Regions from separate parts of the Mus musculus genome. Here region 2 is linked to region 1. Evidence: chromatin contacts called from ENCODE Hi-C or POLR2A ChIA-PET data. All regions are on one chromosome and are shown on one strand. Each heading gives the region's core, a stretch centred on a gene start or an enhancer-like site at or near the end of the contact. The rest is flanking DNA. Distances are from core to core; before and after follow the strand shown.

Region 1 (5,485 bases), core at 1,585-4,084:
TCCCACATGTAAACAGTGTGTGTGTGTGTGTGTGTATTTTTTTCAGAGAAATTTCACTTTTACACCTACATTATCTTAAGTATAGTAGGAATCTGGGAAGTGTTCCATTGCCTTTTCAAAGCTGCCCCTTCTGTCGGAAGTGTGTTTCCCCAGGAGAATGAAGAGACTAACATGGTAGTGTCTTACAGTGGGATGAGACCTAGAGGGGAAGGGCAGGAAGCTGGGAGACAGAAACCCTGCATGGATGCAGAGATAAAGGGTGCCTAGGGGCGATGTAACAGGGCCTCACACACGATCCCCAAACACTGCCCCATGTCGTTAAGAAAAAAAGGGCCTTAATAATAGGAAGAAAGCAAGTGAGCCCCAGATGCTGCTATTTCCTATTTTTTATTTAGGGACTAAATACAAACTTGTTCCAGGAACTGGCCATTGGCTGCCCGGGTCACCCCCCAGCTGCCCAGAGAGATGCTGCCCAAGTGCCAGCTGTGTGTGTGCCTGCATCCAGTTCCCCATTCACACACAGCCACGAGCACAAGCTAACTCACAGCCCCCATCCAGTCCCCATTCACACATAGCCACGAGCACAAGCTAACTCACAGCCCCCATCCACACATAGCCATGAGCACAAGCTAACTCACAGCCCCCATCCACACATAGCCATGAGCACAAGCTAACTCACAGCCCCCATCCACACATAGCCACGAGCACAAGCTAACTCACAGCCCCCATCCAGTCCCCATCCACACATAGCCATGAGCACAAGCTAACTCACAGCCCCCATCCACACATAGCCATGAGCACAAACTAACTCACAGCCCCCATCCACACATAGCCATGAGCACAAGCTAACTCACAGCCCCCATCCACACATAGCCATGAGCACAAGCTAACTCACAGTCCCCCATCCACACATAGCCATGAGCACAAGATAACTCACAGCCCCCTGATGACTAGGGCCGTGGCACTTAGAAGACTCACACTCATTTTTTTTTTTTAATAGGAAACTTGGCCCTTTGACTTGACTGCATCACTTCTGGACGCTGTATCCGCTCCACGGGGACACAGGAGGTTGAGTGTGGCCCAGCACCTCTGTCACCCCTCTCTGCTTGCTCTGAGTTCAGAGGACAGGACAGGAAACACCTGTGCAGCAACCCCGGGGCTGCCTGGGGCCTTCCCACACTGCAGCCACACCTTCTGTTTCTTTGCTCGCTGAGTCCCACGCCTGCCCCTGGCTAAGGTCTACTGCTGGGCCGAGAGTGCACAGTGTGGTGGTTTACGTTAGGAGCCTGTGCCGAACGGCCTCAGAACTGAATTCTACGAGGAAGGGGAAGGCGACCTTCTGAGACCCCAATTCATGTGGTCCACAGGGTGGTCTTAGAGGAGAGTGCTCTGATTAAGTTCTGATGGTTACAGCATCTTTTTTTTTTCTCGAAATTTTGTTCTTTTTGGCTCAGTGTGTCTCCATCAGCAGGACCCAGTTGGGTTTTTACAATGACATGAAAAGACGCTTGCCTGTGCTGTTTCCACACACGCCTGCGTGGGCACTTTCTGCGCGCAGTAGTACATTAGTGGCTCAAACACTCAGGCTGCGGTGAACACTGCTCTGAAACACTGTCTTTATTCTATCTAAACCACAGCGTTTGTGTGTGTGTGTGTGTGTGTGTGTGTGTGTGTGTGTGTGTGTGTGTGTGTGTGTGCCAGAGATCAGACAGCCCACCAGGCATGTTCTGGGATGCTAGGAACTACTGTTGGACATGGGAGACAGAACGGGGGTTCTCGTTCAGGCAGAGTTCGACTGGGTTAGTCTTCCCTAGTGGCCAGGCTGGGGATAGCTCCACAAGACCACTGGAAGAACACTGGAGGCTGAGAGCCTGATAAGGCCTCCCAAAGGTGGAGTGGAAGCCACTTAATAGCTGGCACAAGACACTGCAGAATGTCTTCCCTTCAGCCCCAGGCTTCCCAGTCCATTCTGGTCTGACACACCTGTCTGTCCCACCCACACACGAATAAGAAGCACAACGAGCTACACAGAAGCAGATCAAAATCTGTGACAGAGGGTCTCCCCCACCCCTGCTGTGTCCAACATGACTTCTATCAGTCCATCGTCCACGGCTGTGACCAAATACCTGACATTAGCAACTTAAAAGGACAAATGACTCCGGCCCATGCTTTCAGTAGTTCCATGGCTTCTATGCTGCTGGCAAGCCAGCATATGACAGAAGGGTGTGTGGAGGAAAGCTGTTCATCTCATGATAGCTGAGAAAGGTTAGGAGCTGTGTGGAGGAGTGGGGTGGGGGGCATGTGTCCAAGGCATTCCTCCAGCAACACGCCTCCTCTAACTACACCCCATTTCCTAGTTTCCTCTACCTCTCAACACCATTGAAGTATGAAGCCACCGTTGGATTAGGCCAGAGCCCTCATGGTCCAACTGTCCCTAACCTTAAACCCACAGGCTGTCAAGGGGCAGTGCTATATTCAAACCATAACACTTTCAAGAGACTCTGGCATGCCCTTTGATCGGTGAGGTGGGTGGGCCTCTGGAAAATGGAAAACAGTCCCATGAATCTGGTGGTGCCAAGGAGGGCCAGGCTTTGTAGGGAAGGTTGGGAACAGTCAATGCTTGGCCAACTGGAAGCAGAGCAGGAGGCTGAGGAGGGGCAGCCATGGCTACAGGCGAGCGGAAAGAAACACAAGAGTGCCCTGCAGTGCACCTCAGCTACAGACAGAACACTGCACACCCGAGCCGGCCGGTTAGTCAGTGTTTCCCAGTCAGCACTGGCTGCCTGCCTGGGAGGGAGGAGCCTGTACCCACACCGGGTCAGTACCAGGCAGGGGAGAGGAAGTGGGCAAGTGTGCCCTCGCACGTTCGTACGCACCCTGCTGGCCTGAGTCAGTAGCAAGGATTGCCAGTGGATCTGCTCGGAAGCCGGACAGAGGAGAGCAGCCCACAGGTCATTTTTTTTAAATTAGGTACACACCGAGGTCATGGGAAACACCAGTTAACAGAGGGTCGGCAAGATGGAGAGCCTCACAGCTGCCTCACTGTTCACCTGATGGTCTTGCTGTTCCATTGCACTGTATCATGTACGAGGATTATTTTCATAAACACACACACACTCACACACACACACACACACACACACACACACACACACACACTTCACTCACTGGCCAATGCCTCCTTCTCCCAGTCTCTGACAGAAACTGCAGGCAGATGAACACAAGGCAGCCCCCACCCTCACCCACCCACCCCTTCCCCTGCCCTCAGATGGAGGCACTGTGTGACCCCACACATTCCTGTGGTTGGTTCTCAGGATTCCAGGAACCATGGCAACCACAGCTGCTTCCCTGGAGGCCACAGGGCACCAGAGTCAGGATCTGGGCCCCAGAACAATCTAACTCCTGTCCCTTCCCATGTCAATAGAGAGTGCAGGGCATTCTCTGGCCGGATGCAAGCATGTGCTGGCGGCTGGTGACTCTGACACGGTTTCTGTCTAAGGGCGAGGACAGATGCCAACAGCAAACACCTGTCCAGATGATCCACAGAAGCATGCTGGGGGCGGGGGGCAGCCTTGATGCTGAATCACTTTTGTTTTCTAAAAATAACATGTATTTAAAAAAAAAACCCTCCATATTCCTAACGAAATAAAATAGCCTACAATTATCTAAAAAAAAAAAAAAAAAACGGTCAGCGGCCAATCCCACAGGGAAATGCTGGTCAGCAGCCCTAGATGCCTTGTGTCCTCAGGTCTCAGCAGATCTTATCAGTTGGCACCTGTCTTGCCTCTCTGCCTCCCCATCACTCCTCATGTCGGCATCATGACCCCTGAGTTGTTGTTATGCTTTTCCAAGGCGCCTGGAATGGCTTAGCAAACGCTATCCAACACATGAGTTGACAAGTGGCCACGCCCCCACGCCCATCACTTACTTTCTAACTCCGCCCATTACTGTGCTCACTGTTCCCATCTTTCTCCCACGCTCCCCCTGCAGCCTGTTAGGCAGAACCCTGTGGACAAAGGGCCAGCAAGATGCACTTGAGCCTCTCCCTACAAGACCATCCTCCCCAAATCCACCCTGGCATGGCCTCTCTCCTCTCCCTGTTCAAAGTTTTCAGTGATTCCTATTGGCCATGGATATATTTAGGACGATTTATTTTTCCCGGTCTTGCCTCTGGTGCCACTATGTGGTCCACTGTGGCCATTAATGCAGTCTTCATTATATTTGTAGACAGGATGTATACCTGTCTTTACAGGCTACATGTTCATATACATGCTCACACATGAAGCCATGCCAAGTACTACACACAGTAGCTGTGCGCCTATACACACAGGGCACATGTGAACACCCAGGGGCTATGGTCCACATTGGCTATGTGTGCCTTAGCAGCTGATGTCCCTTGAACATCTGCTGCCCTTTCCCCTTCCTTCTGAGGGACCCGGTTGCAGGCTGTATGAGGGACAAGGACATTAGAACCCTGCCTTCCTGGGGGCAGTACCTGGCAGCATGCTATGCACAGGGGCATCAATGTTGACATCCTGCAGGTGCTTCAAGGTCTCTGTGTGGAAGAGGCGGAGGGTGGACCCCGAGGTGAAGGCAATCCAGATGCCAACGCCAGCCACAGCCATGTGGGAGATGACCATCCCTTCATCTTGGTGGGCCTCCAGCTGATTCTGGGGGAATGGAGGAAATGAGGTCACACAGGGTATCGAGGGGTACAGCCAGAGTCTACAACAGTGCTGAGGGCAAAGATGCCACACGGCGGGGCTAGGCTGAGTCACTCCTGGGGATCATGGGGTCTGGGTAGAGATCAAACCCGTGACTGTCAGAGCAGTGGCCTCCGTTCACAGCCACAGAATAGCACCCGTGGGCACAACGCTCTTGAGGCTTCCCCGAGCAGGCAAGTCACTCACAGAACCCAACGCTACTTGCCTTTTATCATGGTACCTTCACAAGCTGAGAGAACAAACTCAACACAACATGAAAGGGGCTACAGGGCGAATGGCTGCTGGCTTAGATCCCTAAGGAGACCCAGCCCACTGAGCAGCACAGCCGTGGGTACCTGGGAGGAGGTCCTTCTCTCCAATCCAGATAAAGCCTGCCGCTCTCCCTCAGACGTAACAGTCCTAGGGTTGCTTCCCTTGAGCCCTGCCTGAAGCAAGCAGCCCTGCCCACAGGGCACTCATTCCCCAATGGGCACCCTCACGGCATCGTTACCGCACAAGGCCTTGCTGGCACACCTCAGCTATACGGTCATCTTGAGACCAGAGGGGGTGTAGAGGCCAAAGCCAAGCCAAGGTGCGGCGTAACAGCACCACAGAAAGTCAAGTAATTCACAGTCAGCATCAATCTTGCCTCTCTAAATCTCAACAACTTAAAATGCTCAGGGGTGGGGGTGAGGGGAGAGACGGGGACAGACATAGCTCTGTGTCCTAAGAGAACAAGGGTGCGCAGCACATGACCCATCAATCGCAGAGGCAACAGGCTT
Region 2 (5,485 bases), core at 1,884-4,383, 35 kb before region 1:
CCTTTGCTTGTCTGCAAGCCTTTCTCCAGGACACCCCTCACAAAGACCAATAAAACCAGGCAATGGGAAGCCTCTTTTTCTTAAGATGATTAACCGAGTTGCCAAGACATTCCCTTGGTTTATGGGTAACCACGGACAAGCACAGAGAGGCCAGAACATACAAACAGGAACTATAAACTCCATCCCCCCAGGGTCACGCAGGAGACCCGAGCTGGCTGTTTCCAAACACACTCCACTGTGACCTTTCAGAGCAGGCTATAAAGCTTAACCTAGTTCCCACCCCCACCTCCCCAACCCCACCCCCCAGCTAACGGTTTCCATGGAGATGACAGGGTGGATGCGAAGTTTCCTCTATGTTCCAGAAACTCCGAATGCTTAGGAGCCCCACTGTTATAAATCAGTGGGCTAGCTATGGGATCTAAACCAGTTATCTGGGAGCACATATTTTGCCCTTAACTTGTTTATAAATGGGAAGCCCTGCCTGTGTATTCTCAAATGCACAACATCCTGACACATGGGAGAAAATGAACGGACTTGGTTTTGGTCCTTGCAACCGTGTCTAAGTATGAGTCTCCTTCCGACTCTAGTAGGGTAACTTTGGAAGTTAAATGTCACTTACTTGCTAAACTACACTCAAAACTCAGGTGTTTCTCCTTTTCCTCCTCCATATCACCCCACCCCACACACACCACCTTCGAGATGGTTGTAAATTCATCTCCATCATTGGAATCACAGAAGATACATTCAAAACATCACCAAGCAGAGAGTTCAGAGCATGCAACTGTCAAAACATGATTTTAACTTCCTTGTTCTAGGGAGAGGGGGGAAAAATGCCCTAGTTCATTCTAAGACAGGAAAGTAGGTGAGCACGCAGAGCTACCAGAGCCTCCTGACCTGAGGTCTTTCCACCCTTGCTTCCTGTCCTCTCCGGTTCAGCATGCTGCTTGCTAACATTACCATTAACAAAGGCAATTCGACTGGTCAAGTGATTCGCCTTCAGTACTTGACAAATTACTTTTTGAAGTTGAGCCTACAAAAAACTTGCAAACCACTGGGTGAACGTTTTGGGTCTCACGCAGATCGTATAAGTTATCATTTTAAACCTCCTAGCGGGGTTTGGCCTTTTCTCTGCTGTTGCAAGGATACCTAGCCTACTTTTAGGACCCCATTCAGGTTTGAGAGTCTTGCATTCACTGGTAAGGAGGGGACTGGACAGGCTCCTCATTACACCTGAGTCCGCACCTGCATCCTACTTTATCTGTGGCCTCTTCTACCTCTTCCCTTAGGGATGGGCTTATCTGTATCTTCCCACACTTTAAACTATGAACCCCTCACTAAACAAGCGAAGCAAGAGCAGAATCCAGCACGGCAAAGCGGGGCTTAAAACAGCATTGGGAAAATGTCTTCAGAGCCAGCGAAGCTTCTTTTACTCTCAAAGCGTTTGCATGATGCACTATGGCCAGCAGCCTGGCCTTTCTGCTTCCTCTATTCCTGAGACATCTTTGCCCTTCCTCCCCCACTGGGGGTTTGGGGGCTAGCCCACTCTTTTGAGCACCCCCGTCCCCTCAAATGCTGGACAGTGGAGCTGCCCAGCCGATCCTGTCCTAGACTGCACCCTGCTCCCCGCGGTCCGGCTTCTCAGGCAGGTTGAGTACAAATGGAAAGAGTACGCCCCGGACATCCAGGGGGGATCCCAGGGGCTCGGGCTCAAAGCTGCCACCAGGTCCCATATCGCTGCCAGCCTCGGTGTCCTGAGAAGGCACGAAACGCCAGGTCCCGGCGCGGCTCACACAGTAGATGGTACCATCCAGGGCAACACAACGAAAGGGCTGGAGGCCTGCGGGTGCGCCAGGGGGCCTCAGGTGTACAGCACATTGGCTCCATTGCTTGGCCAGGCAATGGTAGCGGAAAACGCTGACCCCGCCACCTGAACCGACTGCAGCCTGAGCTTCCCCACGGCTCCCACACAGGTCAAAGCGATAGAGGAAGCCGTCGAGGGCCACCATGTCGGCAGAGCGCTCTCGGCTGCTGCTGCATGGGCACTCCTGCCACTCGTCGCGCCGGGGGTCGTACTTGAGCAGGCGGTAGAAGAGTGAGCCCCCGGACACATAAATCTCTCCGTTACAGGTGGCAGCCTCGTGGGCCACTGCGAAGGCGCCACGGGGAAGCGGGGCCACCGCCGTCCATCGGTCAGCTCGCGGGTCGTAGCGCTCCACGCTGAGCAGGCACTCGCCACCCACGGCATACAGGTGGCCGTCCAGGGCCAGCAGCTGCACCTGCGAGCGTGCCTGGCGCAGCGGCCGCACAGTACTCCAGGAGTCGGTGACCGGGTTGTAGCAATACACCTGGTCCGACGGGCGCGCGCGGCCATCGGGACCCGCAGGAGCCACACCGCCCGCCAGGAAGAGGTAGTTGAAGAGCACGCAGAGGCCGCAGCCGCGCGCTGGCGCGCCCTCGGGCAGCCGGGTCAGCTCGCGCCACTCCCCGGCCTCCGCCTGGTAGCAATAAACGGCCGCGTCCCCGCGCGACTCTGCGTCCCCGGACGGGCTCTGCGGTCGACTGCCAGAGCGCTCCCCGGTTGTCCCGAGCGCAGCGGCCAGCAGACAAGCGCGGCCGGTACACAGGCGGCGCCGCAGCAGCAGATCGCGTTCTGCACCGGACAGGCGGCCGAATACGGCGGGCTCGCGCAGCACCTCCAGGTAGTGGTCGCTCATGAAGCGGTAGGCGGCGTCGCGCAGCTCGGTCAGCCGCTGCCGCTTGCCTGCGCTCAGCACCTCGTAGCAGTTGTCCAGGCTCAGCTGCGGCGCCATGGCCTCGGTGGCGCGCTGCGCAGCGCCGGGCAGCTGGAGGCGGCGCGCGCCGGCCACCACCTCGGCCACGTTGTCGGGCCGCACGCCCGCCATGCGCCCGCTGTATGCGTCGGCCAGCAGTAGCCGCAGGGCAGTGAAGCTCACGCCTTGCACCCGCAGCACGTCCCGGGATGCGCGCGCGCGGAAGTAGTCGCTGCGTGCGGCCAGCACCGCCTTATGCGCCCGTAGTCGGCGACCGGCCACCTCGATGACCAGGTCGGGTTCTCCGTGCACCGACCCGACCCCGGGCGGCACAGGCACGGGCTCCCCAAGCTCGTCCAAAGACTCGAGTTCCACGGGACGCGCGTGCTCGTGTCGGGAAGGGGGATCCTCCGGCGACGCGGGCTCTTCCGGGCGCGCGCACTCCTCCGGGGACTCTGGGGACGCGGCGCTGCTGACATCCCACTGCGTCTCCACCACACGCAGGTCGCTGCGGAGAGAAGGCGGAGAGGCTTCGGAGCCCTCCGCGGCAGAGGCGCGAGACTGCGGCGGGGAGTCGTCCCCGGAGCTGAAGCACAATGAGGCGCTGAGACTGCAGGGTGTCTGCGCTGTGGACGCAGCGCCCTCTTCCTCGGCTGGCAGAGGGAGGCTGTCCTCTCCAGGAGTCCTAGGCTCAGTCCCCGAGTAGAGGACGAAAGGCGCCACCGAGTTCTCCATGAGTGGGTTGTGTTGTGTGCAGTCGGCCAGCTCAGGAGCTAGACATGCCTGGTGAAGTCTGAGGTTTGCCCTGGGGTCTCTGGCAGCACATACCCTTTCCTTGGCACCGGATCAGATTTCACATATGTCCACCCCCTGATCACGCCACTCCCACCTTGCCCTTCCCACTCTCCTCTCTTGTGAGGAGGACTCGCCCAACTCTCTGAACTTTCGAAAGAGGAACCTCAACTCAGGCTATATCCGTTGGGGCGGAGGTGACCCAGCCTGGTAGCAACAAGGGTTTTGGGGTTTTTGCTTTGCTTTGTTTTGTTTTTTTTGCAGTTTGCACATCCGACAGACCTGAGCTGAGGCTCCCTTGTGTTGCTCCTTTGGAGAACTGAGGTTAAGTGTGTCTGGTCCACAGCATGCCCTTCCTTGGACTCTGTGTGAACCCACTGAGTCACCTTGTATCACAGTACTGTAGACCCAGGACCAACAAATCCTCCAGGGACGGTGACCACATTTAAATCCTTAGCTTCAGCTCTGTTCTACAGACTCCAGTTATGCAGCCCAGAATTCAGCTGAGGCTGTCTGAATCAGGGTGGCAGCTTCAAGCCCACACGGATCACCTAGGAAACCACTCCACCTATGGGCGAGTGTCTGGAAAGGCAGTTACTGTGTGTGCCCAGGTTTTCCTCATTTGTCATCTGGAGCCTCTGCTGCTTCCTTCCACGTCAGGTTTCCCACATCACTCTCCACATTCTTGCTCCTGTCTGCAGAAGGAAAGAGGGAAGATTTGAGTTTCATTGTTGAGTGAAACGCTTTTAAAACCCAGGCCCTCCGCCAGTTGCAGTTAGCACCCTAGTCTGGTGGCCACGTGTCTGATCACCACTGGAGTTTGGTGGACAGGGAATACATAATCACTCAGCCTTCCTCCAGGCGCAGGACTAAAAAGAACCCAGTTCATGCTCCCTGAGGCTCCACCTGCTACCCCTGTGTGGTCATTATTGCAATCAAGTCTCTTCCTCAGAAAGGCAACTGCCAAATAGCATGAAGGCAACCAAAGAAGGTATGGGTGGGTGTCTGAATCCCTAAGAACACTAGGCGGAGTTCTCCTGCCCTGGCACACACTGGCCTCTGCCTTGCTGGCGATCTGAGGGGCAGGTTGTTGTGGTCCAGCTGTATTCTAGCCTTCTGAAGAGGTTGACTAGGAAGAGCAGAGCCGGCTCGGCCTGACACTTATGTAGAGAATCACTTGTCCCCCTAGGCAAGGGAGAAGACGCATTCAGGTGCTCTCCTTACATGTGTCATAACCTGCTCTACACACACACCATTACACAAGTGCTGAGATGGTTCGAGTGTGACCTGCCCCTCTCCGGCTTACGTGTAAACACAGGGTTCCCAGCCAGTGCTGCTGCTGGAGGTGACTGGATGCCTGAAGGAGAGGGTATGCCCAAACTTTTGACACTGAGACAGGATGTTGGCATCTACGGAGTTCCTTGGGGAGACCTGCACAGTCACATTAACCCACCCCCTAAAAGTTTTTTATAAACCCTCATGGTTTAAGTTATGAATTTGATTTGGGCCACATTCCTTGCTATCCGAGTGTGTGTGTGTGTGTGTGTGTGTGTATGCATCTGTTTAGGAGCTGGGGCTATGGCTCAAGGGTTATAGCCCACCCCTCGCCCACCTAGTTTTCTGCTTTCTCATCTGCCAGGACATGACAAACCCTGGGCAGACTGTCACCCCCATAGACGAAGCCCGTGCTGTCACACCTACCACATGTAATCGACCATGCTGTCACACCTACCACATATAATGGACCATGACCCTTTTAAGCAGCAGACCCAAACAACACTCTTCCCTTGTTTATCGGGTATTCCTTATAGTGAAGAAGATAACATAGAAGTATGTAGGGTGAAGCATGCCCACCCACACCCAGCAACTCCAGCCACTCTGCCACTGATGTTTATCACAGAACTTGGAGACGTTCAGTTCCC

What was found. Hi-C counts contacts between places; a loop is a spot of excess contacts on that map. ChIA-PET counts read pairs that join two places held with the same protein, here RNA polymerase II (POLR2A).
Region 2: a loop to region 1 is called in a map of heart, with 2.0 times the contacts of the local background. The contact joins two enhancer-like sites. A Hi-C loop is called at or near these places in 13 of 37 maps with a recorded cell type or tissue (Patski, T-helper 17 cell, gastrocnemius and 4 more). POLR2A ChIA-PET finds 5 or more read pairs at or near these places in 2 of 5 experiments (Patski and embryonic stem cell).

The regions. Positions count from the first base shown.
Region 1 is chr8:14,990,245-14,995,729 of GRCm38, reverse strand. It overlaps Arhgef10 (Rho guanine nucleotide exchange factor (GEF) 10), which reads right to left. Exons shown (of 29, transcript NM_172751.3): 27 at 4,496-4,670. Gm35149 (a long non-coding RNA gene) reads left to right here. Exons shown (of 2, transcript XR_001778521.2): 2 at 1,001-1,596. Among named protein-coding and RNA genes, the nearest start is that of Gm35149, 3.6 kb to the left of the region's middle. Within about 2 kb of position 2,834, at least 1 of the 3 ENCODE cell types and tissues checked has a DNase peak (open chromatin) inside an H3K27ac peak, as active enhancers do; it is heart, where a contact is called at or near this core.
Region 2 is chr8:15,025,424-15,030,908 of GRCm38, reverse strand. Kbtbd11 (kelch repeat and BTB (POZ) domain containing 11) reads right to left here. Exons shown (of 2, transcript NM_029116.2): 2 at 1-4,258. The coding sequence starts at 3,506. The coding sequence ends at 1,605. Among named protein-coding and RNA genes, the nearest start is that of 5830468F06Rik, 6.6 kb to the right of the region's middle. Within about 2 kb of position 3,133, at least 1 of the 3 ENCODE cell types and tissues checked has a DNase peak (open chromatin) inside an H3K27ac peak, as active enhancers do; it is heart, where a contact is called at or near this core.